7 separate regions of the Homo sapiens genome follow, and all the other regions are linked to region 1. The links are chromatin loops, found by intact Hi-C in ENCODE. Cell type or tissue: mammary epithelial cell. All regions are shown on one strand. Region 1 has its middle 2.6 kb from the start of TAS2R38. Region 2 has its middle 9.5 kb from the start of TAS2R3. Region 3 overlaps MGAM2 (maltase-glucoamylase 2 (putative)). Region 4 has its middle 44 kb from the start of PRSS58. Region 5 overlaps AGK (acylglycerol kinase). Region 6 overlaps MGAM2 (maltase-glucoamylase 2 (putative)). Region 7 overlaps MGAM (maltase-glucoamylase).

Region 1 (4,000 bases):
ATCTTTACTGCTTGCAGCCAAAAGGGCTTACTTAATAAACTGTTCTTTGGATTCAGACTGAAATCCATCAGACTGGAACAGAGGACAAGCCCTCATAGCAAACACCATGTCCCCCGAACAAGAGCCTGCCTACACTTTGGTGCCTACAGTTTTGTTAATGAATGATTTCACTACCTAATTTTTTCTTCTCTTAGGATGAGTGCTGTCCTGAATGGCTACATAATGGGTTACAAAGACATTCAGCCTTTGATCTTCAGTGCAGAAAACATGTTAGAATCCCAGGAGGCCAGACTCGGTGGCTCACGCCTGTTATCCCAGCACTTTGGGAGGCTGAGTCGGGCAGATCGCTTGAGCTCAGGGGTTTGAGACCAGCCTGGGCAACATGGTGAAACCCTGTCTCTACAAAAAAAATACAAAAATTAGCTGGGCATAGAGGCATGCACCTGTAGTCCCAGATATTCTGGAGGCTGAGGTGGGAGGATGGCTTGAGCCCGTGAGGCAGAAATTGTAGTGAGCTGAGATCACACCACTGCACTCCAGCCTGGGCAACAGAGTGAGACCCTGTCTCATAAAAGGAAATAAATATAAAAAGAATCCGAAGAGTGAATTCACCTAGATTGAAGCAGGGCCAATATACCTATATTCATAAGAAAGCAAGGTTGGTCAAACCATTACTTTGGATTTAAAGTGAATGGCCAAATAAACCAACAAAAATCTAATTACTTGTCATATACAATAAGGAGTAAAAAAAAAGAACAATACATAATCCCTACTCTTGAAGAACTCAATATAATTGAGGATACCCATGTAAACAAATACTTTTTTTTTGAGGCGGAGTCTCACTCTGTCTCCCAGGCTGCAGTGCAGGGGGGCAATCTTGGCTTACTGCAAGCTCTTCCTCCCGGGTTCACACCATTCTCCTGCCTCAGCCTCCCAAGTAGCTGGGACTACAGGTGCCCACCACCACGCCCGGCTAATTTTTTTGTATTTTTAGTAGAGACAGGGTTTCACCATGTTAGCCAGGATGGTCTCAATCTCCTGACCTCGTGATTCGCCCACCTCGGCCTCCCAAAATGCTGGGATTACAGGCGTGAGCCACCGCGCCCAGCCACAAATACATATTTTAATACATATGGTAAGTGCTACAATAGTGCTGTGAACAAAGTATAATGGAAGCAAAGAAGATATAGGAAGCCTGTAGGAAGGGAGTAAAGGAAGACATCATCCCAGATCCACCTGAAAAATTCTGAAGAATTTCCTTTTATGCTCTAGGGCTCTAACTTATGAATAGCTATGTTAACCTGTTGCATACATCGACACGTTCTTTCAACGAGCCTAGCGAAATTTTCCCCATTCCTTTCCCTTACCAGAACAGTGGCCTCCTGAGATATAAACCTATCCAGACTCAATTTTTCTCTATCTCCTGGGAATGGAATGAGCTATCATCTTGAGGGAGTCCACAAGGGCAACTGCACTCCCCCTGCCCACGCAAAAAAAAAAGAAAAAAAGAGTAAGAAAAAAGCTCAGATAGGGCTGAGGTTGGGGAAAAAAAAAAATGTTACCAGGTGTCTTATCAAAGCAAGGGTATCTCCTCCAGCCCGTACTCTAGATTGGGAGTTAGGCTCAGAGGAAGAAACGCCAAAGGTGAAATCAGAATACCTGCGGTTGGAATCCCAGCTGCTCACTAGGTTACTTACCTTGGCCAAGATATTTAACTATTTAACTTTCCTGAAACCACTTTCTCATCAGTACAATGGAAATATCACTACATTCTTCGCAGGGCAACTGTGAGATTCAAGGAAATTCAGCCTATCATAACGCAGTAAGTGGAGTCTAAAATTTCAGTTGCGTGAGATACGGAACCCCATTATTGCTAGATTTAAACGGCTGAGGTGAGGATGCACTGCGAGCCTGCCAGGAATTCCAGGCCTCGCAGTGTTCTGGCGCCACCTGGTGGGAGCTGTTAAATAGCGATGGGGGAGGACTCGGTTGCTGGGGAGCTGGAGCTTCCTGGAAAAGCTGGAGTCCATTGCTTTGCCCGATTATTTGGGGAGATTGGAGGTGCAGAGACTCCTCCTAGGTCTGTTGTTTCCCACCTGTCTCGCTGTCCTAGGAATTCCGGCAGGGGGAGAACAGGAGATAGCCAATCACGGGGGAAGAATGGGAGATAGCCAATCACTAGTTACTTTATATTGTAATCACACGGTAGTGGAAGAAGTCGCCCTCCAGCCTCACCTGTGGCTACAAGCCAGCCACGCGGGCCTCCCCTCTCCCCGTGAAAGCACCGAGCTCCTTCCTGCCTCATCGACTTCCTGGGTGCCATTTCATCTGTTTTGAGTGCTGTTGATGATGGCCACTGCCAGTGTTTCCTATTGACACTACCCCAATTGTATGTTTCCTGTCCGTTGTCTCTCCCCCAACATTGTTTCTTTCAGTTCACTCCGCTATCTGAAGTCATCTAGTGGTGTTTTTCCTCTAAAGTAAGGTATGGCTTACTTTAAGCTTTATGGCTTTAAGGCTGTGCTCTTTCAGTTCCTCTAATACGCCTTTGTTTACCAGTGTGTCCTCAATGCCCATTACAACAGGTGGAATATATTTTGCTCTTAATAAACATATATTGGTATGTCCATTTCTCTAGTCATTGGAAACATCTAAGCAAGGTATTTTAAGGGAATGAGGTTTGATATTACTAATAATAGTGTTCTTCTGTCAAGCTAACAAAGACCAATTTTTAAAAATCAATCCAAAGAATGTAATTCCAATCTCCAAAAATAAATGGCAGCAAAAGTCGAAACACCAATTTATATAGGTTAAGAATTTTTAACATCTGTTTAGTTGCAAAATCCAGGGACTAAGATTTTTTTAATTACATCTGATAAAGATGTAGTCACTGACTTATATCACTACTAATAACAAATAAGGAGCTTTTGTGTTCCTACCACTGCTCTTACTGGCATTGCAGTTGACTTTACTGTTTTTAGCTTCCTGAGTAAACCATTTTTCAAAAAATAGCCAATAGCTAAGGACTATCTGCAAAGGAGATTACTTAGATAATCCCAAACACTGTGTGTACATAAGTCAAATGGAGGGGGTGTATCAATGAAGGTTTGTGTTACCTTTCTCTGAAAGAGCCCTTGATTATTGAAAAATTAAGATTGGATCTGGTGTTCCAAGAAATAACATAAAGAACTTTATTTTTTAATAAAAGATTATAATCTTGATATAAATGGTTCTAACTGTATAGTTATATATCTCTGCTTGTGCAGTAGAGCAAGTTTCTACCTAGACTTTTTAGGGAGGCAAACATCTTTTCTAAACACCTTTAGTGCAACACCGCCACCTGGTGTGGTGAAGACAAGGAGAAAATTAGCTTAAGTTGAAAGTGCAGAATTCTGTGTTTGACACTCTGTAAGCATGAATGACCCAAATGAAGTGGTCACAAACACAATTAATTAAATACAACTGCTACATCATGATGCACAAATAAGGACTACATAAATATCTGCGTATGAACAGTTCAGAATAAAACAAAAGTGAACATCTTTAGTAATCACTGACTTATGTCACTACTAATAATAAAAAAGGAGCTTTAGTCAAAAGAAAACATAAAAAATACAAAGAGAAAGTATCGAAAAACACCAATGGGGCAGCACCAATAACTCTTAAAGGATTTATCGGGGGAAATTCACTCATAAGTGGCAGTTGAACAATGAGAACACATGGACACAGGGAGGGGAACATCAAACACCAGGGCCTGTCAGGGGGTAGGGGGCAAGGGGAAGGAGACCATTAGGAGAAATACCTAATATAGATAACGGGTTGATGGGTGCAGCGAACCACCATGGCAGGTGTATGCCTATGTAACAAGCCTGCATGTTCTGCACATGTACCCCAGAACTTATACTAATTAAAAAATAAACATAATAATAATCCAAACCAGCTATGCCCCCTTTCCTCTCCCTTCATGACAGCGTGCTAGTCTTGTTCATGTTAATATTCT
Region 2 (4,000 bases), 220 kb after region 1:
TATTTCATCTTTATTGGCAAATTATTAGTATTCTAAAATTTCCTGAATCTTGTAATAAAAAGTAAGATTACATGATGTACATAATGATTCATGTGGAAAAATAAAAGGAAAATGTAGGACCTAAGGCTCTAAGGGAGGCACTGACAGAGGTTGTTAAGAGGATCCTCTTCTACCTTCCCCAAGAGTTCTGAAGAAGACTCTAAAAGGATAGATAAGAGGGGCAGAGAAAGATAGAATAGAACCACAGCTCCTGTGGCATCACCTGGAGATGAACGATTTCATCTCTAGTTATATTTCAGGTCCTTATTGCTGGTAAACTATGTTTCATCAATGCTAGTAATGAAACTGTCCAAAAACAAAAGATATGAAGAAGGTAGGTTAGTCTTAAAGATGTTTAGGTTAGACACTAACCACTGCTCAGCAACCCCCTTCAATTTGAACTGAAGCTTAGAATCCCATTGGGATGATTCATCTATCAATGCCCCATCCACAGGTGTGGAGGGGCAGGCCACCCCTTCACCTGGTGCCCAACGTGGGTGCTTTTCTCTAGGGTGAAGGTACGCTCGAGCGTGGTCATTGAGGACAAGTCAATGAGAGATTCCCAAGTACGTCTACAGTCAGCCTTGCGGTAAGCTTGCGCGCTTGGAAAAAGCCAGGGTAACAATGGGGCAAACTAAAAGTAAATATGCCTCTCATCTCAATTCTATTAAAATTCTTTAAAAAAAAAGGGGGGGAGTTAGAGTTTCTACAAAAAAATCTAATCACACTATTTCAAACAATAGAAAATTTTGCCCATGGTTTCTAGAACAGGGAACTTTATATCTAAAAGACTGGGAAAAAATTGGCAAAGAATTAAAACAAGCAAGTAGGGAGGGTAAAATCATCCCACTTACAGTATGGAATGACTGGGTCATTATTAAAGTAGCTTTAGAACCGTTTCAAACAGAAGAAGATAGTGTTTCAGTTTCTGATGCCCCTGAAAGCTGTTTAATAGATTGTAAAGAAGAGGCAGAGATAAAATCCCGGAAAGGAACGGAAAGTTTACATTGTGAGTATGTAGCAGAGCCGGTAATGGCTCAGTCAATGCAAAATGTTGACTATAATCAATTACAGGAGGTGATATATCCTGAAACGTTAAAATTAGAAGAAAAAGGTCCAGAATTAGCAGGGCCATCAGAGTCTAAACCACGAGGGCCAACTCCTCTTCCAGCAGTTCAGATGCCTGTAACATTACAACCTCAAATGCAGGTTAGGCAAGTACAAACCCCAAGAGAATATCAAATAGAGAAAGATAGAGTCTCTGTCACGGCAATGCCAATCCAAATACAGTATCCACAATATCAGCCGGTAGAAAATAAGACCCAACTGCCAGTAGCCTATCAATACTGGCTGCCAGCCGAACTTAAGTGTCGGCCACCCCCGGAAAATCAGTATGGACAGCCAGGAATGTTCCCAGCCCCACAGGACAGGGCGCCATACCCTCAGCCACCCACTATGAGACTTAATCCTACAGCACCACCTAGTGAGCAGGGTAGTGTATTACATAAAATTATTGATGAGGCAAGAAAACAAAGAGATATTGAGGCATGGCAATTCCCAGTAATATTAGAACCAATACCACCTGGAGAAGGGGCCCAAGAGGGAGAGCCTCCCCTAGCTGAGGCCAGATATGAGTCTTTTTCTATAAAAATGCTAAAAGATATGAAAGAGGGAGTAAAACAGTATGGACCCAACTCCCCTTATATGAGGACATTATTAGATTCCATTGCTCATGGACATAGACTCATTCCTTATGATTGGGAGGTTCTGGCCAAATTGTCTCTCTCACCCTCTCAATTTTAACAATTTAAGACTTGGTGGATTGATGGGGCACAACAACAGGTCGGTCTGAAGAAACAGGGCTGCCAATCCTCCAGTTAACATAGATGCAGATCAACTATTAGGAACAGGTCAAAATTGAAGCACTACTAGTCAACAAGTGTTAATGCAAAATGAGGCCATTGAGCAAGTTAGAGCTATCTGCCTTAGGGCCTCGGAAAAAATCCAAGACCCAGGAACCGCCTGCCCCTCATTCAATACAATAAGACAAGGCTCTAAAGAGCCCTACCCTGATTTTGTGGCAAGGCTCCAAGATGTTGCTCAAAAGTCAATTACCGATGAGAATGCTTGTAAGGTCATAGTGGAGTTGATGGCATATGAAAACGCCAATCCTGAGTGTCAATCAGCCATTAAGCCATTAAAAGGTAAGGTTCCCACAGAATCAAATGTAATCTGAGTATGTAAAAGCCTGTGATGGAGGAGGAGCTATGCATAAAGCTATGTTTATGGCTCAAGCAATAATGGGAGTTGCTTTAGGAAGACAAGTTAGAACATTTGGGGGGAAATGTTATAATTGTGGTCAAGTTGGTCATCTAAAAAAGAATTGCCCAGTCTCAAATAAACAAAATATAACTATTCAAGCTACTACAACAACAGATAAAGAGCCACCTGACTTATGTCCAAGATGTCGAAAAGGAAAACACTGGGCTGGTCAATGTCATTCTAAATTTGATAGAAATGGGCAACCATTGTTGGGAAATGAGAAGAGGGGCCCGCCTCAGGCCCCACAAAAAACTGGGGCATTCCCAATTCAGCCCTTTGCTCCTCAGGGATTTCAGGGACAACAACCCCCACTGTCCCAAGTGCCTCAGGGAATGAGCCAGTTACCACAATACAACAATTGTCCCCCACCACAAGTGGCAGTGCAGCAGTAGATTTATGTACTATACAAGCAGTCTCTCTGCTTCCAGGGGAACCCCCACAAAAAAACCCCACAGGGATATATGGCCCACTGCCTGAAGGGACTGTAGGACTAATCTTAGGAAGCTCAAGTCTAAATCTAAAGGGAGTTCAAATTCATAGTGGTATGGTTGATTCAGACTATAAAGGCGAAATTCAATTGGTTATTAGCTCTTCAATTCCTTGGAGTGCCAGTCCAGGAGACAGGATTGCTCAATTATTACTCCTGCCTTATATTATGGTTGGAAACAGATAAAAACAGGAGGGTTTGGAAGCACTGATCCGACAGGAAAGGCCGCATATTGGGCAAGTCAGGTCTCAGACAGCAGACCTGTGTGTAAGGCCATTATTCAAGGAAAACAGTTTGAAGGGTTAGTAGACACTAGAGCAGATGTCTCTATCATTGCTTTAAATCAGTGGCCAAAAAATTGGCCTAAACAAAAGGCTGTTACAGGACTTCTCGGCATAGGAACAGCCTCAGAAGTGCATCAAAGTACTATGATTTTACACTGTTTAGGGCCAGATAATCAAGAAAGTACTGTTCAGCCAATGATTACTTCAATTCCTGTTAATATGCGGGGTCGAGATTTATTACAACAATGGGGTGCGGAAATCACTATGCCCGCTCCATTATACAGCCCCACGAGTCAAAAAATCATGACTAAGATGGGATATATACCAGGAAAAGGACTAGGAAAAAATGAAAATGGCATTAAAGTCCCAATTGAGACTGAAAGAAATCAAGAAAGAAAAGGAATAGGGTATCCTTTTTAGGGGTGGCCACTGCAGAGCCTCCTAAACTTACCATTCCATTAAGTTGGAAAACAGAAAAACCCGTATTGGTAAATCAGTGGCCGCTACCAAAATAAAAACTGGAGGCTTTACATTTATTAGCAAATGAACAATTAGAAAAGGGACATATTGAGCCTTCATTCTCGCCTTGGAATTCTCCTGTGTTTGTAATTCAGAAAAGATCCAGCAGATGGCGTATGTTAACGGACTTAAGGGCCATAAATGCCGTAATTCAACCCATGCGACCTATCCAAACCGGGTTGCCCTCTCCGGCCATGATCCCAAACGCCGGGCCTTTAATTATAATTGATCTGAAGGACTACGTTTTTACCATTCCTCTGGCGGAGCAGGATTGTGAAAAATTTGCCTTTACTATACCAGCCATAAATAATAACCAGCCACCAGGTTTCAGTGGAAAGTGTTACCTCAG
Region 3 (4,000 bases), 180 kb before region 1:
TGTGAGCCACCGTGCCCAGCCTTTTTGTACTTTTCAAATTTAAACTGACATATGTGGCTCTCCTTATAATTTTATTGAATAGAGCTAGTTTAATCAAAAGGACATACGTGCTTAAACCTAGCTTCCTGGGTTATCTGAGTGTTCTTACCTATGTAAGTCTTCCAGGACACAGCTTCATGAAGAGCACCCACCCACCTGCTCCCAGCCACCTGCTTAAGACATTTAGAAATAGTTCATCTCTCTCTAGATCACAAGTGGCCAGAAAAGCCCAGGGATAAAATACTTTGAAGGTTTGACTGTTAATCCTTCCTGGGTTAAAGACAAAGTCAAGAATTGGAGCTAAAATTATCATTAGGAAGTTATTCTAATGAACCTATTAAGAGCTAAACCACTCAATTGGAAATATTTCAACTTAAGATTACTTTATTAAAAGAAAGGACATCTCACCCTACTTGCTTCTGCTACCATCATAAACACCTCCTTAGGGGGGACTTTGAACCCACTTCCATGTACTTGCCCATCGAAAATACTATTTTGGGTAGACGAGCCTAAAGGTGGAATGAGTCATGAGAAGTAGTTGGCAAGTCCTCCAAACTCTTCATAGAAAGGTAGAATGTTGTAACAAGGGGAAAGAAATGTTGAGATCACTGGCCTAAGCCTCTTTAAATTCTTTCTCCTTGTTCCTCCATACCTATGAGGGATTTCCCTTGTATTAACTGAAATAAAATACCAACAAATTCCAATTGTCCTATCCTATATAGGATAGAACAGAAGTCATGGCAGCACCATAGAAACTTTAACAAATCTTCTCACTTTGTTGGTGAGTTTCCAAGAATAAAATCTTTCAGTATATACATATCCCTTCCAATGCACCCTCACCTTGATTGATACCCTGCTTTTTAAGGCTATGATACAAGACTTTTTTATCCTTCTGCTGCAGTTAGTGCCAACCTGTAGTACTATTTTCCTCAAATCCCCTTTAAGAGCCAGTAGATTAGCTAATCCAAAAAGTTTCCATCACTTCTTTTGGTGACCTTACCCTGAACCCAGGCCCATTGTGATTCCTTGGTAGTGGATAAAATGCTCCAAGCTGCATCCACCTTCTGCAGAGCTCCTCTGTGACATTGTTGTTATAACCACAGATGTTGGCACCTACCTGGAGAATTAGCACACATACAAGCACTGTGGTCAATGAGAGGCGAAAGCATGTAGTGAAGATTTATATGATAAGGGAAAAGAGAACCTCTTTGTCACATCATCCCATGCTTAAGGAGATCCCAGAGTCACAGGGCACACTCCCAGCCAAAGGAGAGAAACAAGATAGAATCCATCACGGACTTACTGATAGTGCAAACAATGGTCCTTGTGTTGAGGCTGTTCCTTAATATTCAGTTCCCAATTTCATACTTTCTTATTTACTAATGCTCTCTTGATGGAATTTTCCTGTGATACTAATACATTTTATTCATGCTGTCTCCTTCCTATCTTCAGAGATTCCATGGATGACAACTCAGTGATAAAGTACTACCATTCTATCTTCAGAAGGCAGCTCACGTAACACATAAAAATTGATCTTTCCAATACATATCACCTTGGAACATGATCCTTGGTTTTTCAGATAATCTCTAAGACTGCTAATTAAAAGAATGTCAACAGACAAAGGGTTAAAGTTCCCTGGTTGGAAATAAGGCTCACCATGGGGATGCCAAACAGGTTGAACTCAAGGATAGTGGGGATAGACCATCGGAGGTCATCCCATGTGGCCGCATTGTCCCCCAGCCAATGAGCAGCAAATTTGCCAGATCCAGCAAAAGTAGAACGGGATAAGATGAAGCTCCTATTATTCATGAAGATGGTCTCCAGGGCTCTGGAAAGGAATACATCCAGTGGAGTGTGAGGTGGGCTGTGAATGTCTAGGACTCACCTTACAATAAGAGCAGCAATGGACTTTCTAACCAAACTGAGAAAACAACATGAGGGTGTCATAAACCAGGTGTCATAAACTTAGTACTATCTAAGAGCTTCTTTCCCATTTTGGGGTAAGATTTCAGATCTCATATAAGACAGTACAAACCTCTATATTCTAGCCCCCATAGCAATTTCTCTAGGCTTCCGTTCCCCGATTTTGTTTTCTCTGTCTAGTTGGATCTGGTTGTGGTCTGGTCCTTTTGGTCAACAGTATATTGGAACCATGATTTGAGTTCCTTGTCCCATCTTTTTTCTAATGTCCTTTGGTTCCATGAATTTCTGCCATGCATAATCCTGTACAGCACAGCACCTGCTCCGATGGGAGCTCTGCACCCTCTGCTGGACTAAGAGGAGAGTTCATGCACCAGCTGGTACACCTCTGAAACTTCAGAACTTATCCCTGGCTTCCTCTGAAACTTCAGACTTATTCTTAGCAATTCTCAATGTTAGCAAATTTTAATCTATGCAAAATAAGAGTCATTGAAATGAGTAAGTCTCAAAAGATCGCATCTGATACTTTCTATAAAGTTAAAAACAACTAACATAGAAAATATTATTTTCATTGTATTATAAATAAAATATTACATGTTACGTAAAACAATATAGAAATGAAAGCAGGCCGGGCGCGGTGGCTCACGCCTATAATCCCAGCACTTTGGGAGGCTGAGGCGGGTGGATCACGAGGTCAGGAGATCGAGACCAACCTGGCCAACATGGTGAAACCCCATCTCTACTAAAAATACAGAAGTTAGCTGGACATGGTGGTGTGCGCCTGTAGCTCCAGCTACTCATACTCAGAAGACTGAGGCAGCAGAATCGTTTGAACCCAAGAGGCAGAGGTTGCAGTGAGCCAAGATCGTGCCACTGCACTCCAGCCTGGGCGACAGAGCAAGGCTCTGTCTCAGACAAAAAAAAAAAAAAAAAGGAATAAAAGCAAAGAAATTAAAAGCACAGAATTCAGAATGGTAATTACTTCAGGGGCACAGATGAACATACAGTGGGGTGACCTATGGTTGGATGTGGGCTGTTTGCCTAGCTTTTATTCTGGACACCTTTTGAATAGGCATTTTATTGAAATGACTCTCCTCTTTTCTTTTTTCCCCCCTGTGGTAAAAAGCCCACATCTTCCATTAGAATTATAAAATTGAACAATAATACAATTAAAGGACAGTAAGACCTGAGCCACGCCACAGTTTCTGCCAGCTCTTCGCAGGCAAGCTCTTCTTTCCCGCTTTCTAATACATGGTCTGAGACAAGTGTATCTTTTCCTAAAACCTCTCTCTGCAAGTCTTTATCACCAGGCACCAGGCAATTCCTCAATACACTATCACAGTCACCAAGGCCTCCTCACTTCATTTTCCTGGGAAGTTTGGAGAGTCTATAAATACTGAATGGCTTATAATGGCAAAAGGGAGAAAATTTTGAAACGGAAAACTGCTTTAAGAAAGTAAAGGGCTTCATTCTGACAATTTACTGTCAAAAATAGGGGTAGGTTGGAGGAGAGGACTCACTCAACTCCTATCCCCACTTCTACTTTAATGTAGACTGGCCGACACTTTGCTTTTATTACCACTGGCTGCAGGTTTATTATACTCTGCAGTAATCAATCATGAAAGAAACACATTCAGCTTACACAGAGTGAAACCAAAACAGGGTTGAAGATATCTGTGGTTCCAGTTTATTTAGAGGCAGGCTGGTACTGTGGTAAAACAGATTAGATAACTGCTGGGTTTTTTTTTTTTTTTAAACATCTTAAAGGAACAGTCTTACTCAGAGGCTTTGTATTTTCTGTCTTTTAGTTTTCTCTTTTCTATCCCCCAGGTCTGGCCAATTTATAATCAGGTTGTGATCACTGAAAGACTCTAGTCTCCTTCGGCTTTCAGCCTAGAGGTGGGGATAATTTTATTCCTGGTTGGCCCACTGTCCCCAGACTATACTTCCATTTAAGGTTGAGCCAAATATTTATCAGACCAATTACTTTAGTTCTTCTGATGTCCAGATCCCATTGAATGAAAATGTTATCCATTTTTTG
Region 4 (4,000 bases), 330 kb before region 1:
TAACTGTCTCCCATCCTGAGAATGCTCTGCCCTTCCTCTGAGTTCCCTTAATCTCAGTAGAGTCACAGCTCCTCCTTGTGGTAAAAGGTCAAACGTGTCAAGACTCTGTCCCATGGTGGACCAAAGGCAGAAGGGTAATAGAACTCTTAGAAATAGAGATAATCTGGCCGGGAATGGAGGCTCATGCCTGTAATCCCAACACTTTGGGAGGCCGAGGCGGGCGAATCATGAGGTCAAGAGGCCAAGACTATCCTGGCCAACATGGTGAAACCCCATCTCTACTAAAAATACAAAAATTAGCTGGGTGTGGTGGTGCACGCCTGTAATCCCAGCTACTCCGGAGGCTGAGGCAGGAGAATCGCTTGAACCCCGGAGGCAGAGGTTACAGTGAGCTGAGATCGCCCCACTGCACTCCAGCCTGGGTGACAGAGTGAGAATCTGTCTCAAAAAGAAAAAAAAAAAGGGAAGGCAGAGAGGTTCACTCCTTCCTTTCTTCAAGATACTTCTACCTAAAATAAAAACATAAAACATTGCACCTCACCTTTAATAAATATAGAAACTGGCTTTCAGAGTTAATAGACTGATTTTTTGCAGAACAACACTCCCACCAAAAACAACTAGAAAAACTTAACAAAATATAAAAATAAACGTTTGAAGGCACTTGGAGCTACTGAGGCAGTAAGAACTTAAGGGATTGGGATCTCAACGAGAAAGGAGAGATCTAACAGACCACTTTCGCCTTAAGTCATTTGCCAGTTTTATATCGTTGGCTAAGTAGCTGAGAAGAAAAGGGAAGACTGAGAGTGTAGCAGGCTTTGAGGAGCATCCACCACCTTTCTGGTCTGGAGAACATTTACGTTCAGTGACTACTGAATAGGAGAGGAGCCTGGCAAAGACCCCAGTCCTTGGTGCTGGGGGTAGAAGCAGGGATTGACTGAAAATGAGCATGAAGGAACTTTCCGGGTGGGGAAAGATGAAATGTTTTAGAGCTGGATCATGGTGATTGTTGCACAACTCCACAAATTTATCAAAATTCATTGAATTGCATGCTTGCAATGGGCAAATATTATGTTATGTAATTTACAATTTGATTTAGCTGTTAAACTTCAGACATCTAGTTGGAACTTACATGGCTAAGAGCAAAGGCGAGCAGCCATCATGCAGGCTGAAGCTCAGGTCTGATCCAGCTCATTCATCAGCTCAATTAAGGTGATCCGCCCCTGCTACAATCCCAGCAGAAGCAAAAGTGAATCATTTGAGGAAGATGAAATCATTCAGAGCCTCAAATTATCTCTATAGTTTTTATATACAATATCCGGCATTCAAGTAAATTACTAGTTGTATGAGAAAACAAAATCACGTGCCCAGAAACTGAACAGAGAAAACAGACAAAAGAAATAGACCCAAACAGATTCAGATGTTAAAGTTATCAAAAAGTGGCTTTAAAATGACAGATGTTAATATAGTCAACAAAGTAAATGACAAAATATGCAATTTTAGCAAACAACTGGAAATTGTAGCAAGATTTAAATGGAAATTCCAGAACTGAAATATATAAAATACCTAAAATTTAGACTTCAATAGGTATGTTTAAAAGAGGAATAATTTCTTAAATGAAACTCAAGAAGTTAATCTGGCTGCTTCAGGTTAAGTTGAAAGTGACAAATTCATTCCTGCCTCTGCCTCTAGGTGTCTCTTGACTTTTGCTGCTGAATTCTGTTCCTGCACTGCCTTGCTTTATTCTGGCGATTCTCATGCTGGTCTAGAACTCTGTTGACCTTGAAATGGTGTGAAATATTAGACTCCATGTTTTCTACTCTCTTAACTTGTTATTTTGTGAGCTAGCATCATTAGCCCAAATGCATCACACCAGGTTCACAGGGTCATCAGATAGTTCTGCTCTTGACCACATGCTGAGCAAGAGTCATTGATAATTGAGTTCTTTGTACCAAGCCCCTTCTTCTGAAGATTTCTGTGAGCACCCTCTATATTCTCATGGAAATACCTGAACTCCCACTCAGGAATCATCTCGCCACCCTAGAAGTTAAAATATGTTTTCCTAAGCAACTAAAACAAAACAATTCTAATAAAGATGGCCAAATGGGAATGAGGAGAAGATATAAGTTACTTGGTTGTGTACAATTCTCTCATATTCAGAGCCCACCATCACACTCACACTCTGTAGTATCTGTAAACATTCTTCAAATCCTACAGTGTCTGGTCATTTCTGCCCAAGATACCTTTGGTAATTTAATTTCAGATATCTGTCTATTTGGAGACAGCTGCAAGAACAAACCCAACCAGAGACTTCCTTTTCTTAGGCAGGAAGTGGGAGCTGGCGGCTGGGAGGGAGGCAGCTCTGTGAGGGATTTTGCACAGGCTGGAGTTGTCTTTGCAAGGCTGTGGCTTCACTGCTGGCACAGAAGTACATGGCTGAGTCCTCCAGCTTTGTGGACCGGATCTTCAGAGTGAAATTTGATCCATCAGGCCTTTCAACTGAGAATTGATCATCGAATATTTCAGACTTCTCTGAGATTTCATTATTATAAAAGGAAACCAGAAACTCGACTTTCTGCCCCAAGATTTGTCTGTACCAATAGAAGTATAAGTGATTAGAGATGGGGACACAGCGCAAGATCACTTCCTGTCCCATCTGTGTGACCTGATGGCTGGGAGTCTGGGTGACTTCAGGTTCTGTGAGTCCTGTGAGAAAAGAAGAAGATTAAGAGAATGGTTTAGAATTGTCTTAGGTAAGTTCAAAGCAAGAATTTCCTAGAGTCTAAGCATCGACCTGCTTTCAAGAGACTAAAAATTGCCCAGCATACGAGCCAGGTATCCATGGCAGGATCACAGCAGGAATGAGGCCTTTCCTAGCTCAGGCATCTGGTCCTGTGGAGGAAAGGAGGGGCATTTTGAGCTCCCATGGCCCCACAGGCAAGGTCTGGCAGAATTACTGGTGTCTCTGGCAACACCCACCATCCCTGGAGCGCCCTCTATAGGAGAGAGGAGGGAGCCTTTGTGTTGTTGCAGAACCTGACAATGCAGGGCTGTGCTCAGCCCCTGGGATCTGATGGTGTGTGCAGGACTGAGGGCCATTAATTAATAAGAGCAATGCTGGAAAATATGGGGGTCAGCAAGGTAACCCTGAGTACAAAGTCTGGCTCAGAAATTCCAGGAGGTCTTGTTCTCTTATTACCTGCTGTGAGTAACAATTCAGGTACAACAGATTCCACGGCTGATAATGAATGCCAAGAAAACTTGGTATTAGGATTACAGAGATAGAAGGAAAAAGAATCAAGTGTGAATGTTTTAAATCCTGAGTGGAAGAGAGCAGCCAACAAGAAGTTGAAACTCTGCACATGCCCCAGGGAGAGGGAACTAGAGAACAGTGATCCAAACCCCATGGGGAAATACTGTCCTCAGGGTGAGGCAGTGATAGAGCCACCTGAGGAGGGGATTGGGTATTCTTTAGTTTTTCAAAAAAAAAAGAAAGAAAGAAAAAGAAAAGGACCTGCCGGGCGCGGTGGCTCACGCCTGTAATCCCAGCACTTTGGGAGCCCGAGGGGGGCAAATCAAGAAGTTAAGAGATTGAGACCATCCTGGCCAACATGGTGAAACCCTGTCTCTACTAAAAATACAAAAATTAGCCAGTCGTGGTGCTGGGCGCCTGTAGTTCCAGCTACCCGGGAGGCTGAGGCAGGAGAATCGCTTGAATCTGGAAGATGGAGGTGGAAGTGAGCCAAGATCGCGCCACTGCACTCCAGACAGTGAGACTCTGTCTCAAAAAAGAAAGAAGGAAAGAAAGAAACAAAGAAACAAAGAAAGAAAGAAAGAAAGAAAGAAAGAGAGAGAGAGAGAGAGAAAGAAAGGAGGGAGGGAGGGAGGAAGGGAGGGAAAGAAAAGAAAAAAAAAAAAAAGAAAGGAAAAGAAAAGAAAAGGTCTGACCATACATATTTGGAGCTGGGATGAGGGCTGAGATCCAGGGTCTAACTTGAGTCAA
Region 5 (4,000 bases), 320 kb after region 1:
ACATGAACGTGCGTGCTGCAATCCCTTCTCCAGTCCGAGAAATGTGGTTTGTGGTAGGAAGGAATGGTGGCCTACTCCATGAGCAGAGCCTGTGGGGGCTGAACCTGACTTCACTTACAGTGATGATGGAGGAGATTGGGGAGCTGCTACCTGTCCTTCTAGAAGCCACGGTCTGGACAAACTTTCTCCAGGTAATGGGAAACAAAGTTGGGAATAACTGCGCCACCCAGAAGAGCCAGGGCTGTGTACCCTTAATTACATCAGGAAACTTCTAGAATCCCACAGAGACCACCACCCTTTTACTTTACAAACTCTCTTATCAAAGTTCAGTTTAAAACTTTATGTACTTGATATATATTTGGTATATGTGTATATTCTAAACTTTTATTTCATTTTTAACCTCTTGGGGAGTTACAGTATGTATTTAGAACCGGTATAGAGTACATTGCTATCGGTGGCTCTGTAAATCAAATGGCCTGGATTCAAAGTCAGGTTCCTATTTTCTGTGCTATGTAACCATATATTATTACAGGCTGAGTATCCCTTATTCGAAATGCTTGGGACTTAGAAGTATTTTCAGATTTCAGATGTTTTAGGATTTTAGAATCTTTGCATTATAAATCCAAAATCCAAAATGTTCCACTGGGCACTTCCTTTAAGGATCATGGTGGCACTCAAAAACTTTCGGATTTTGGAGCATTTCAGATTTCGCCTTTTCAGATTAGGGATGCTCAACCTGTAGCTACTTCCTAGGGTTGTTGTGAGAACTGATGCATCAGTTACATATGTGAAGCACTGGCACTTAGGAAATATAACTGCATCCAGATATGTGCAAAACAGCTGTGAGGGAAAGGAAAAAAGCTTTATTTAAAACCCTATCTTAATAGAAAGCAACTACGGTTTTTTTTTTTTTTTTTTTTTTTTGAGACGGAGTCTTGCTCTGTCACCCAGGCTGGAGTGCAGAGTGGTGCGATCCCGGCTCACTGCAACCTCTGCCTCCCGGGTTCAAGCGATTCTCCTGCCTCAGCCTCCAGAGTAGCTGGGACTACAGGCACATGCCACCATGCCCAGCTAATTTTTGTATTTTTAGTAGAGATGGGATTTCACCACGTTGGCCAGGCTGGTCTCGAGCTCCTGACCTCAGGTGATCCACCTTCCTTGGCCTCCCAAAGTGCTGGGATTAATCTTTGCATTTGAGTGAAATTAATCTGTCAAAAAGTTTGTACTAAACAATCACCTGGGAAGGGTGGCCGACTTCCCAATGCAGATTCCTGGGCCCCATCCCCAAATTGGGTTATTAGGATCTCCTCCAGATAGCTCAGCATTCCAGCTTTGGCTGACAAGCCTCACTCAGCTGACTCTCTTTTAGTTGCACTATTAAACGTCTTCCATGCAGGCTTTATAGGGAAGGACAAGGCAAAGAACAAAGCAGTCAACAATAAGGAAACCAAGCCCTCACAGGAAAGAAAGCCTGAATCAAGAAAACAAAGTTTGAAACAAGGCATATTTATATTTAAAAATGAATAAGATTCTAAAGTGGCTTCCATATCCTTCCCTAATTATATGTACCATTATGATTAGAACCACAAAATGAGCACACATAAACACACACTGGTAGCCTATCAGAAAAGAAAGCCAGATTCTGCACTGGTCCTTGATATTGTTACAGAACCACGATATGCTAAATGCTCTCAGCTCAGGTGAAAACTTTTGTTTTCATATACTACAGCATCCTTCCTCCCTACCTGTGGGTGGTATGGGATGAGTGATCTTTATGCTGATGTTTGGAACCGTCTGTTATGTTTTTGCCAAAAGCAGAAATTTTACCACCCTGAAGAATACAGTATGAAATAAGAAAGCCTTCCTTTTTGTGATCTTCATTCATGGACTTTTCATAGCTGTTCTGTAATCTACTAAAGCATTGGTCTCTCTCCATGGGATGTGTGGGCATGGTGTATGTATCTTAAAAGGGATCTGCCTGAGAGAGAGCCTGTAGCTAAGGCCTGCCAGCTCTGCTTCCTCCCCTTCCCCCTCGCAATCCTCCCTCATTGATCTATCTTCCTGTGGTGCACTGCCCCCTAGAGTGTAAGAACCTCAGGGCCACTGAACAAAGGAAAATGTCAGCGATAGTAAAAGTAAATGGTGCTAATGACTGGCTGGCAAAGCCATGGTAAATCAGGTGGATTTCAGTTCTCTGCTTTCAACAGACTAAAGGAGAATCTAATCAAGTTGTTTGTTAGTTGATAGATCATCATTAATAATTCTTGATGATAGAGCACTGTGATCTTTGTCAAAATGCCAAAGGAATCCAAAGAACTGTAAAAACATTGTTAACGTAATTCTATTCCATCGAATTTATGTGCTTACATCTATACAGAAACAAGGAATACAGCTGAGGTTGAACCCCATCTCAGCTGTAAATCACATTCATGTATTCTTGGATAAATGAACTAATTAGGATAAAGAACATTCTAATAAAAAAACTTTTAATCATCCAAGAATTAATACCGTTTTCATTATATACCAATAATTAATTACGATAATATTGGTTCTGGACTGAGATAACAAACAAACACTTAAAGCAAGAGCTAAAAAAAAAATTTCCATTTATATTTTTTGTTGACAAGAAGTAATGGGGTGAATGATTAAAAGATGTCGGGCATAATAGATTACATTATGATAGGATTCTTGGCTGAAAAGTGGTATGGAAATACAGAAGGAGAAAAGCCAATTTGAAATGTTTAACTACTAAAGAACTAGCTCATTTATTTTTATAAATGAATGAAGGGTGTCAAATTGTTGTGATATTTAAATTGTACTGGATATGTTTAAAATAGTGATGTAACAGTTTTTATTTTAAAATACCAATATTTACACGACACCAGCAAATACATACTTTGTCAACTATTTAACTTCCCATGAAAAATTTTAGATACCAACTTAGATAAAATTTTAGATATCAACTTAGATGGGTGAGGGTATACATGATTTTTCAAAATACTTTTGGGGGCACATGAGCAGAATACTTTGTGGACTACTGCTTTAAAACACGATTTCTCCAAGTACAGTTGAGGGACAACTTACAGAATCACCTGGGAAGGGCAGATGACTTTTTAAAAATGCATATTCCTGGGCCCCATCCCCAAATTTGGGTTATTAGGTTTGGGGTAGACCCCAAATAAGTTTTCAACATGTACCCCAGGTGGCTCTCATGCAAACCATTTAGGAAGCACTACTTAAAAAAATAAATAAAAACTAGCATTTTCCGGTATTGTAGCCGTGGCTGAAGAGGGAAACAACCTCACATATGTTTCTGGACTGAGGTTAGAACTGAAATAAAAGCTAAACAGGAGCCGGAGCTCACAAAATAGCAGCACCTGTGGAGGAGCCTAGACATAGGAAAAGGTCACCAGGGCAGGAATGCACTTTCCTGGAATTCCTAGCACGGTCAAAGAAGAGAAATGGAAGGGCCTAGGCAGGCTAAGCCCACCGTGGGCTCTCCACTGTGGTTGCACTTTGGAAGAAAACAGAAGAAAGTCCTTTTCCGTCTTGAACCAGCCTGAGGAAAGTCCGTGTTTAGGAGGGCCAACCGTCACACCAAAATAAAACATGCGCTAATGGAAGCCGATTGCAAAGCAGGTGACAGAGCACACTTTGGGAAGCACTGCTGGAGTGGGGGCAGAGGGGTACTTGCCATGAAAATGCCCTGGGGACCCTCTGACGACACTGTTGGGATGGCTGAGGCACCTGTTCCCTTTTGGTCCCACCGGTGGCCTAAAGTGTGGTCTCAGAGTGCTTGTCTTCTGCTGCTCACTGGGTGGGGCTTGTGAGCATCTGTTCTCTCTTCCTAGGATCACAGAAGAACTGCAGCTTCCTGGGGAGCAGTTTCACCTCCACAGGCATCGCTTCATACTCCTCACTGTCAATGCTAAAAGAGCCCCCTGCTCCCTGGGGAGAAGAGAATATTCAGAACAGCTCAAACACATCAGTGGCCTACTGG
Region 6 (4,000 bases), 210 kb before region 1:
TCACTGCAGCCTCAAACTCCTAGGCTCAAGAGATCCTCCTACCTTAGCCTCTCGAGTAGCTGGGACTACAGGCATGCACCATTCTGCCTGGCTAGTTTGTTTGTTTTTTGTAGAGACAGGGTCTCATTATGTTGCCCAAGCTGCCCTCGGACTCCTGGACTCAAGCAATCCTCCCACTTCGGCCTCCCAAAGTACTGAGATTACAGGTGTGAGCCACCACGCCTGGCCACAACTCAATAATAATTAAAAAAAATGATTCTATCAAAAATGAGCAAAGGATTTGAATAGATATTTGAATATATACAAATAGCCAATAGCATATGAAAACATGCTCAATAACATTAGTATTAGTGAAATAAAGTGAAAACAACAATTAGATATCACTTTACCCCCATTAGAATGTCTATAATTTAAAAAGATGAATACCACCGAGTGTTGGCAAGGATGTGGAGGAACTGCAACTCTTATACATTTTATCATACATGCAGGTAAGAATGTAAAATGGTAGGCTGGGTGCGATGGCTCATGCCTATAATCCCAGCACTTTGGGAGGCCGAGGCAGGTGGATCACCTGGGGTCAGGAGCTCGAGACCAGCCTGGCCAACATGGCGAAACCCGTCTCTACTAAAAAATACAAAAAAATTAGCCAGGCATGGTGACTTATGCCTGTAATCCCAGCTACTCGGGAGTCTGAGGCTGGAGAATCACCTGAACCCAGGAGGAGGAGGTTGCAGTGAGCCGAGATTGCACCACTGCACTCCAGCCTGGGCGACAGAGCCAGACTCCATCAAAAAAAAAAAAAAAAAAAAAAAAGTAAAATGGTACAGCCTTTTTAGAAAACAGCTTGATATTTCTTCAAAATATTAAAAATACAGTTCCTATATGACACAGAAGTTCCACTCTTAGATACATATTCAAAACAAAGAAAACATGTCTACTCCAAATCTTGCACATAAATATTCACATAATCACTACTCATAATAGCCAAAAAAAAAATGGAAACAATTTAGATGTTCACTCATTGGTAGATAGGCAAGCAAAATATGGTGTATCTATATAATGAAATTTTATTAGTCAAAAGAAATCAAGTACTGATACATGCTACAACATAGATAATCATTGAAAACATTATGCCAAGTGAAAGTACCCATATACAAAAGAGCACATATTGTGTGATTCCATTTTATGAAATGTCCAGAATAGGCAATCCACATAGACAGAAAATAGATGAGTAATGGCTAGGGCTCAGGAGGTAGGAACAAGGTAGAAATGATTGCTAATGGGCAAAGGTTTTCCTTTTCGAGTTCTGAAAATGTTCGAAAATTTAATTTTTGTGATAGTTGCACAACTCTATGAATATACTAAACATTACCTAATTGCTCACTTTAAATAGGTGAATTTAGTAACCCACTTGATAAATGCGCTCAGAGGTGGTTGCTTGGGCAACCGTGCCTGAAATTTTGACTTTAACCCATTTAACTCGGATCACGTAGATACATGCACAATGCAAATATGAAATGGCAAAAGGAATGATGTGGAAAATTATCTTTGCTGCTGTGACAAAAAGACACTCACTCGTATGTGGGTCTGGTCTGGGACCACCCGTACAGGTTGTGCACGTTGTAGTGCTCCACGGGGGAGCTGTCCGGCAGGATCTGCTGACTCTCCATGCACAGAGTCTTGCTGCTCAGGCCCTTGTCCCTAGATTCCAAATCTGAGGGGAAATGTTGAGTTATTTCCTAAACAACATGATTTGCACATTCACTAGAAATGCCCATCATTTTGGCATTTCTTTACTTCAATCAACAACTTTGTTACCAGTAACAGACCCAATTTTATGAGGTTTTAGTCTATAGAAAACAATGTTCTGTGTCTTTATAACTAATGAAGGGTAAGGATAAAATATGGAGCTGGGAAAAGCAGCTCCCCTTCTTTTTGCACCAACTCTGATTTAATTTATAGAGTGTTGTCATAGCCCTTTTGCCAACATAATAAACTCCTTCATTGTTAGGACTGTTTCTTCCACTAGATGGTAATGTTCTCCAGGGAATAAATCTATTTCAATCATTTTTGTATTTGTGTCTCTAAATCTTTCTGATTTGACAGCATTTGCTTGATACATAAGTACAGATGATCCTTAACTTACAATGTGATTATATCCCCATGAACCCATCACAAGTTGAAAATACTGTAACTTGAAAATGCATTGAATGGACCTAACCTACCTTAAATGTGCTCAGACACTTACATTAGCCTAAGTTGGGCAAAATTATCTAATACAAGGCCTATTTTAAAACAAAGTGTTGAATATCTCTTGTAACTTATTGAACACTATAGTGAAAGTGAAAAATAGAATGGTTATTTGGGCTCTCAAAGTTCGGTTTCTACTGAATGCATGTCACTTTCTTACCATTGTAAGGTTGAAAATCATAAGTCAGACCATTGCAAGTCAAACACCCCCTGCATTAAATTAATGAAGGAGAAAATGAATGAATGAGTGAGTGAGTGAGAAATGGGCAGCATAACAGTGATGTAGACATCAAGAAACTTGAATTCTAGATTCTGTCCCATAGATTACTGGTATAATGCCTTTTGTTGTTGTTGTTTTTCTGGTTTTTGGTGTTTGTTTGTTTTTTTTTATGGGTCTCACTATGTTGCCCAGGCTGGTCTCAAGACTCAAACTCCTGGTCTTAAACAATCCTCCCACCTCAGCCGTGGTACAGTACTTTTAGAAGTGAGTCATTTCCTTCCTTGTTTCTCTGCAACACGAGAAGATTCAACTTTCTGAGATCCTTTTGATACCAACATTCTATTTTTGTTTGTACCACAGAATGACCAAAAAGTATCCTTCATCAAATGTCTGTTTACATGGGCAGAGAGACTTCAGAAACTAGGTTTTAATTCTTTAATCAAAAGAACATCTCTCCACGTGTGTGTGTGTGTGTGTGTGTGTGTGTGTGTGTGTGTGTGTTTAAGGGTTTATTTAAAATTTTAGCAATCTGTTCATAGTTATCAATGGAATCAAATGTACCATGCATCGTTTGGTTTCTTTCACACCACATCATGTCATTATTTCTTGCTTGATTAGTTTAGCTGCACTTATTCAAGGTTATCTTACTTGGGATTTCATGTCATGTTGGAGAATGGTTTCTGTCTTCAACATTAGGCTTCACTTTGACAGTAAAAGGAAAACTTTTGGAGTCTTTGAGTAGGAAAGTAAGTTGATGAAGTAATTATTTTACATACATGGCATATAGGGTGGGTTATTTAGCATTTCATTGCTGCAGCCCCTGACAGATCCATCCACAAAATTTGATGGCTCATTCATATCCTGAAATGAGTTAACAAAAAAAGATCTCGTCATGTCAGGGGCAGGATGGCCTTGGCTATAGAGGACACTAACTCAGGGAGATGACTTTTGAAGCCCTCAGCTCAGCTGGTGGTTTAGTTCACTGTGTTTAATTCCTGGCACTGACCCAAATGGACTCTAAAAATGTGTAGTGTAATCCCTGGCATTGACCCAAATGGACTCTAAAAATTTATATCGGCCAAAGTGGAGTGCTAAACTCCTTGCTTACCTGGCATTTTAAAACTTACAAGGATTGTTTTACAGTGGCAAAAATAGTGAGGTAATGCTGGACACAGGACCTAAGGAAATCTCTTGATACAACTCCCCTTGATACAACTCCCCAACAGAGGTAGCCCATCTTGTTTTACTACGCATGGATTATTCACTTTTTAGTCTATGGCCAGAGGTTACTATTATCTTCCTCTATTTTTTCTTAGTCCAGTTGCTTGGACTAATTCTGATATTGGCATAGGCCAAACACAAGGAGAGTTATCTCACTTTCTGCTATAAATATATTTCTAAAAAGTTATATGTAACTCAGAAACAAGTTTGGAAATAAAAACATACTTTGGGGAATTTGTTACTTAAATGCAAGGAGTAGGGGCTCCTAAGGGAATGTTCACTGTGCACTCTGACAATGGAAAAGTTAAA
Region 7 (4,000 bases), 54 kb before region 1:
AAAAGTTTCAATTTATATGATGACATGTTTCAACTTATACATTTTTCCATATATCGAAATATAACTGTAAATACATATACATATAAATACATATAAACATATATGTGGAGAGAAAAGGAGAGAGAGAGCACATAAAGGTCTAGAAAGATGCATTCCAACGTATCGATAATAAATGTCTTTAGTTGCTATAATTTAAGAGGATTTTTGCTTTTATCTTTTTAACTCTCTGTATTGTTTGAATTTTCTACAGTTCTCTTAGAAAAAGAAAAAGTTTCAACTCTGGAGCTCCCTAAATTTTGCTAACCCTCAGTTAGGTTACTTTCTTTCATCTGACATCATATGAGACATTTTTCTTTACCACAGGCATAGTTTGTTCATGCACCTGAGTACTTTGGCTCTGATCAATTTGTTCAACATGTCCAAAAGGAAGAGTCTTCAACTAGCAATTGAACAATTTGTATACTTTGCAACAATGTAAGGAGTACATGACCTATTCTGACTTCAGCTCATTCCTTCGTAAAAAAAAAAAAAAAAAAAAAGAGCTAGACTTGGGAAAAAAAATTCTGAGTTTCCTTTCAGCTCTAACATTTTGATTTTTATTCTAAGCTATGTGTTTTAGCAAGATTATTTAAATAGTAAGAGAGTGAATATTGAGAGTGATTGTTATACTTCCTTTCTTCTCCTCCTCCTCTCCCTATGCTCTGTGACTCAAAGATACAGATACAGATATACACAATTTGAATATTTGTCACCTAATAATCCAAGTGTAAACAACTCACAATCCAGATTCCATCAAACTCTACTTGATTGTGAAAAAGCTCAAATTCCTTTGTCCACCAAACAGCACAGTTGGGATTGGTATAATCAGGAAACACAGTTTGTCCAGGCCAGACCTTCAGGAGAAAAAGAAAAACACTGGTAAGAGTAAATTAAACAAATATAGACTAAAGGAAAGTACTTTGCAAAGAAATTCCTAATATGATCACAGCAACCGAGGTACCCAGGAACATATCCTTTTTAGTTAAGAAGGTGCGGTGCTCACAATACTTAAAATAAATGCCAGGGTCACTCGAAGAAATATGCATTTAAAAAAATGTTTAAGTCCTTAATGAATAAATTCGTGGATAAAGGCATTGTCTAACTTAGTCATCTTTAACTCTCTACACTTCTTTGTTCTTAATTCTGGGAATAGTAAATGGGGGAAGAGCATTGTGTAAATTTCAGCTAGTCCACTATAAGCTGTGGATTCTAACATCATTTACTTTTCTCTCTTTCTTTCCTATCCAATTTCCCCCAGACACTATACTCTGAAAAGGTCATCAGAGGCCTTAGAAGTGAACAAGCAGATAACACCTTCCTGAAAAAACAAGGACAAACAAACATTTGAGAAAGAAGTGGGTACACTTGTCAAATAATGCAGGAAAATTGAGTAAGAAGAGGTATGAAACAGTTCCGCTGGACTTACCAGTGAGAAAGTAACGGGTGCTTTTTGCCAGAGCGGTATCAGGGAAGTGAGGGGGGAAGGAAGGAGACCACAGTCAGCTGCAGAGTGTGTGGGAGGTGAGAAAGTGGACACTCAGTGTGTGAGCTGTTGTTTAAAGGGACTTACTTGGCTGTGAAGGGAATCAAAAAGCTACGATGGCCGGCTTGCACTTGGGCATGAAAGGGCAGAGGAGAATTTATCCCCAGCATATATAAATATACTGAAAATGTACAATAAAACAATTACATGCACACACACACACACACACACAGACACATTCAAACACCCCTATGCAGCCCCTCCACCAGCCTCCAGCCTTCCCATTAAGTTACCTCCCCAATGAGTGGAGTCACTCCATCTGAACTATTCACCCATATCTTCATATCTGAACCCCTGTCATATGGGCCATAGGGTTTACTTGAGGAAGAGTTGTTGGAGATGGCTGGATCCTAAAAATAGGAAGAATACAATGAACAAACTAGCTGGAAACCGGAGGCACTGAAAGGAGACTGGGAACTGGGGGAGAAAGCAGGAGAGATGGGTGTATGATACGGAGGAGCAAATACCTAATTTGGTGGAAAGAGGGCAGTACATACCACAATGATGACAAGCTTCTGTCCATTATTGTGTAACTCGTTGACAAATTCAGGGAAGCCTTTAAAATCCACTGAATCATAAGTGAAGTCCCTTCTCTCATCCATATAATCAATATCAGCATGCTGAACATCCTGAAAGAATATACAAAGTCCACAATTAGCACCTAGGAATTTCCATAGTAAAATGAAATCAAATTTTCACTGTTATTATTCAGGATAAACAACTCTGTTCTGGGCTCTAAATAGAGTTCTTAATCAGTTCCTGGCATCTGAGTACTTCTTTTCCAATGTTGATTTCAAAAACACACGACTGGTTGGTTCCCTAGGGCTTGGCCCCCTCCCTGCCATCAGGTTAACTGCATCATCCAATCCTTGCCTGGCACTCTGGCATTAAAAACCAATCAAGCAAGCAACACCAATTATGACAAACCCCTAAGACAATCAGACATATCCACCTAAGAAATGACCTAAATTTCACCCTATTCACAAGATAAAGAAGGGAAGAGACTGTCTCTCTCCCACATCTCCCTCATTTTACTACCCCACATTTTATTTTGTTACTTCGCTTCTACCCCACATCTTTGTTGTTTATGCTATCCCAATTTTACCTGTATAAACAGTGAAGCCCAGAATAAAATGTACCCTTCTCTACAACCTAGGTTTGTCTCCAATGGAATAGAGTGGGGGAGAGAAGAGGATTATTCTAGAAGACTACTGAGCTTTTCCCTTTGCATCTCTTGTTAAATTTCACTCCCAATAGTATCCAATATCATAGGTACATTCAAACTTAGCCATTCAAAGTACAAAAATGTTTTATTACATGTCCATACTATATCCTTTCATTCACTTAAATGTGACAGATTTTGACATGTATACTGAACTCAGGTAATAGTGTTCAATTCCCTGTCTAAACACTCCCTCTCACATCTCACACCACTAGGCAGCAGTAACAGTCCAATTCTTTCATTTCCTGGATCACTTAAAAAGGAAATGTCTATCTATAAGTAAGGAAAATGGCATAAAAAAAGAGATGACCTCTATGATGTTAGAGATCTGGGCTTGAAAACTAGTTCCCCTAGTTTTCTAATATTAAATGGGATTTCTAATCTTAAATGGAGTCCTTTTTTTTCCCTCAAGACTGAGTCTAGCTCTGTTGCCCAGGCTGGAATACAGTGGCACGATCTCAGCTCACTGCAACCTCCACCTCCAGGGTTCAAGTGATTCTCATGTCTCAGCTTCCCGAATAGCTGGGATTACAGGCACCTGCCACCATGCCCAGCTAATTTTTTTGTTGTTGTTGTATTTTTAGTAGAGACGGGGTTTCACTGTGTTGGCCAGGCTGGTCTCGAACTCCTGACCTCGTGATCTGCCTGCCTTGGCTTCCCAAGTGCTGGGATTACAAGTGTGAGCCACTGTGCCCAGCCAATGGAATTCTAATAGTAAAATGGAGTTGCTGAGATAACTAAAGAAGGCATGTAGCACACTGCCTGCCACGAGAGTTCACCACGTTGTAGCACTCATTATTATGGTGGCTGTGTTAATTGTCCTTTGGCTCAGTCCTGCTTTTACCACTTTTTCTGTTATCCCTCCCCCAACCCACCCCCACATGCATAAAGACACGTCATGCTGGAGAATGAGTAGTGGGACTCGCAGCCAAATTGAGAGTGAATTCATCCACCCAAACGTCTTTATCTGCCCTGACTTTCTGCTTCCCCCATCTCCTCAGTGTTCCTAGGCTTTTTGAATCTCAATTCCATTAAGCACTTTCTTTTACACATCATATTTATGGACTATCTTTCCGTCAAATTACAAAATGTCTACTGAAGCTCAGCTTCAATGGCAAAATGACCACTCTAAAGAGAAAGGCAAATTTTGCTTATTCCCAATTTAATAGTAATCAAAATATCAATGTAAAAACACA

Evidence for each region. A loop is a pair of places that touch in the nucleus more often than their neighbours do. Peaks named below come from ENCODE experiments on the same cell type or tissue, not always from the same donor. Only the 100,000 strongest peaks of a DNase experiment are listed, where the experiment ranks them.
Region 2: it touches region 1 in a loop (14-fold over the local background); 3 of 110 quality-filtered maps call a loop at or near these places.
Region 3: it touches region 1 in a loop (9-fold over the local background); 4 of 110 quality-filtered maps call a loop at or near these places.
Region 4: it touches region 1 in a loop (18-fold over the local background); 23 of 110 quality-filtered maps call a loop at or near these places.
Region 5: a loop joins it to region 1, with 6 times the contacts of the local background. A loop is called at or near these places in 5 of 110 quality-filtered maps.
Region 6: it touches region 1 in a loop (13-fold over the local background); 65 of 110 quality-filtered maps call a loop at or near these places.
Region 7: a loop joins it to region 1, with 11 times the contacts of the local background. A loop is called at or near these places in 9 of 110 quality-filtered maps.

Annotation. Positions count from the first base shown.
Region 1 is chr7:141,974,375-141,978,374 of GRCh38, reverse strand. No RefSeq gene overlaps it. Among named protein-coding and RNA genes, the nearest start is that of TAS2R38, 2.6 kb to the right of the region's middle. In mammary epithelial cell, CTCF peaks have their summits at 1,949 (motif pointing left) and 3,336 (motif pointing left); a DNase peak (open chromatin) is centred at 1,944; H3K4me3 peaks cover 377 bases; H3K27ac peaks cover 980 bases.
Region 2 is chr7:141,752,624-141,756,623 of GRCh38, reverse strand. No RefSeq gene overlaps it. Among named protein-coding and RNA genes, the nearest start is that of TAS2R3, 9.5 kb to the left of the region's middle. In mammary epithelial cell, CTCF peaks have their summits at 1,515 (motif pointing left) and 3,771; no DNase peak of the experiment used is centred here.
Region 3 is chr7:142,151,885-142,155,884 of GRCh38, reverse strand. It overlaps MGAM2 (maltase-glucoamylase 2 (putative)), which reads right to left. Exons shown (of 48, transcript NM_001293626.2): 16 at 1,696-1,867; 17 at 1,040-1,156. Among named protein-coding and RNA genes, the nearest start is that of MGAM2, 42 kb to the right of the region's middle. In mammary epithelial cell, a CTCF peak has its summit at 2,309 (motif pointing left); no DNase peak of the experiment used is centred here.
Region 4 is chr7:142,299,838-142,303,837 of GRCh38, reverse strand. It overlaps TRB and TRBV2. Among named protein-coding and RNA genes, the nearest start is that of PRSS58, 44 kb to the right of the region's middle. In mammary epithelial cell, CTCF peaks have their summits at 83 (motif pointing left), 1,697 and 3,002 (motif pointing left); no DNase peak of the experiment used is centred here.
Region 5 is chr7:141,652,735-141,656,734 of GRCh38, reverse strand. It overlaps AGK (acylglycerol kinase), which reads right to left. Exons shown (of 16, transcript NM_018238.4): 16 at 1,491-3,948. The coding sequence ends at 3,811. It overlaps DENND11 (DENN domain containing 11), which reads left to right. Exons shown (of 9, transcript NM_001080392.2): 9 at 1-7. Among named protein-coding and RNA genes, the nearest start is that of DENND11, 47 kb to the left of the region's middle. In mammary epithelial cell, a CTCF peak has its summit at 2,079 (motif pointing left); a DNase peak (open chromatin) is centred at 2,064.
Region 6 is chr7:142,187,081-142,191,080 of GRCh38, reverse strand. It overlaps MGAM2 (maltase-glucoamylase 2 (putative)), which reads right to left. Exons shown (of 48, transcript NM_001293626.2): 36 at 3,247-3,331; 37 at 1,576-1,714. Among named protein-coding and RNA genes, the nearest start is that of PRSS58, 69 kb to the left of the region's middle. In mammary epithelial cell, a CTCF peak has its summit at 2,033 (motif pointing right); no DNase peak of the experiment used is centred here.
Region 7 is chr7:142,028,573-142,032,572 of GRCh38, reverse strand. MGAM (maltase-glucoamylase) reads right to left here. Exons shown (of 71, transcript NM_001365693.1): 11 at 2,080-2,211; 12 at 1,816-1,932; 13 at 780-893. Among named protein-coding and RNA genes, the nearest start is that of MGAM, 35 kb to the right of the region's middle. In mammary epithelial cell, CTCF peaks have their summits at 2,057 and 3,020; a DNase peak (open chromatin) is centred at 2,062; H3K4me3 peaks cover 391 bases; H3K27ac peaks cover 593 bases.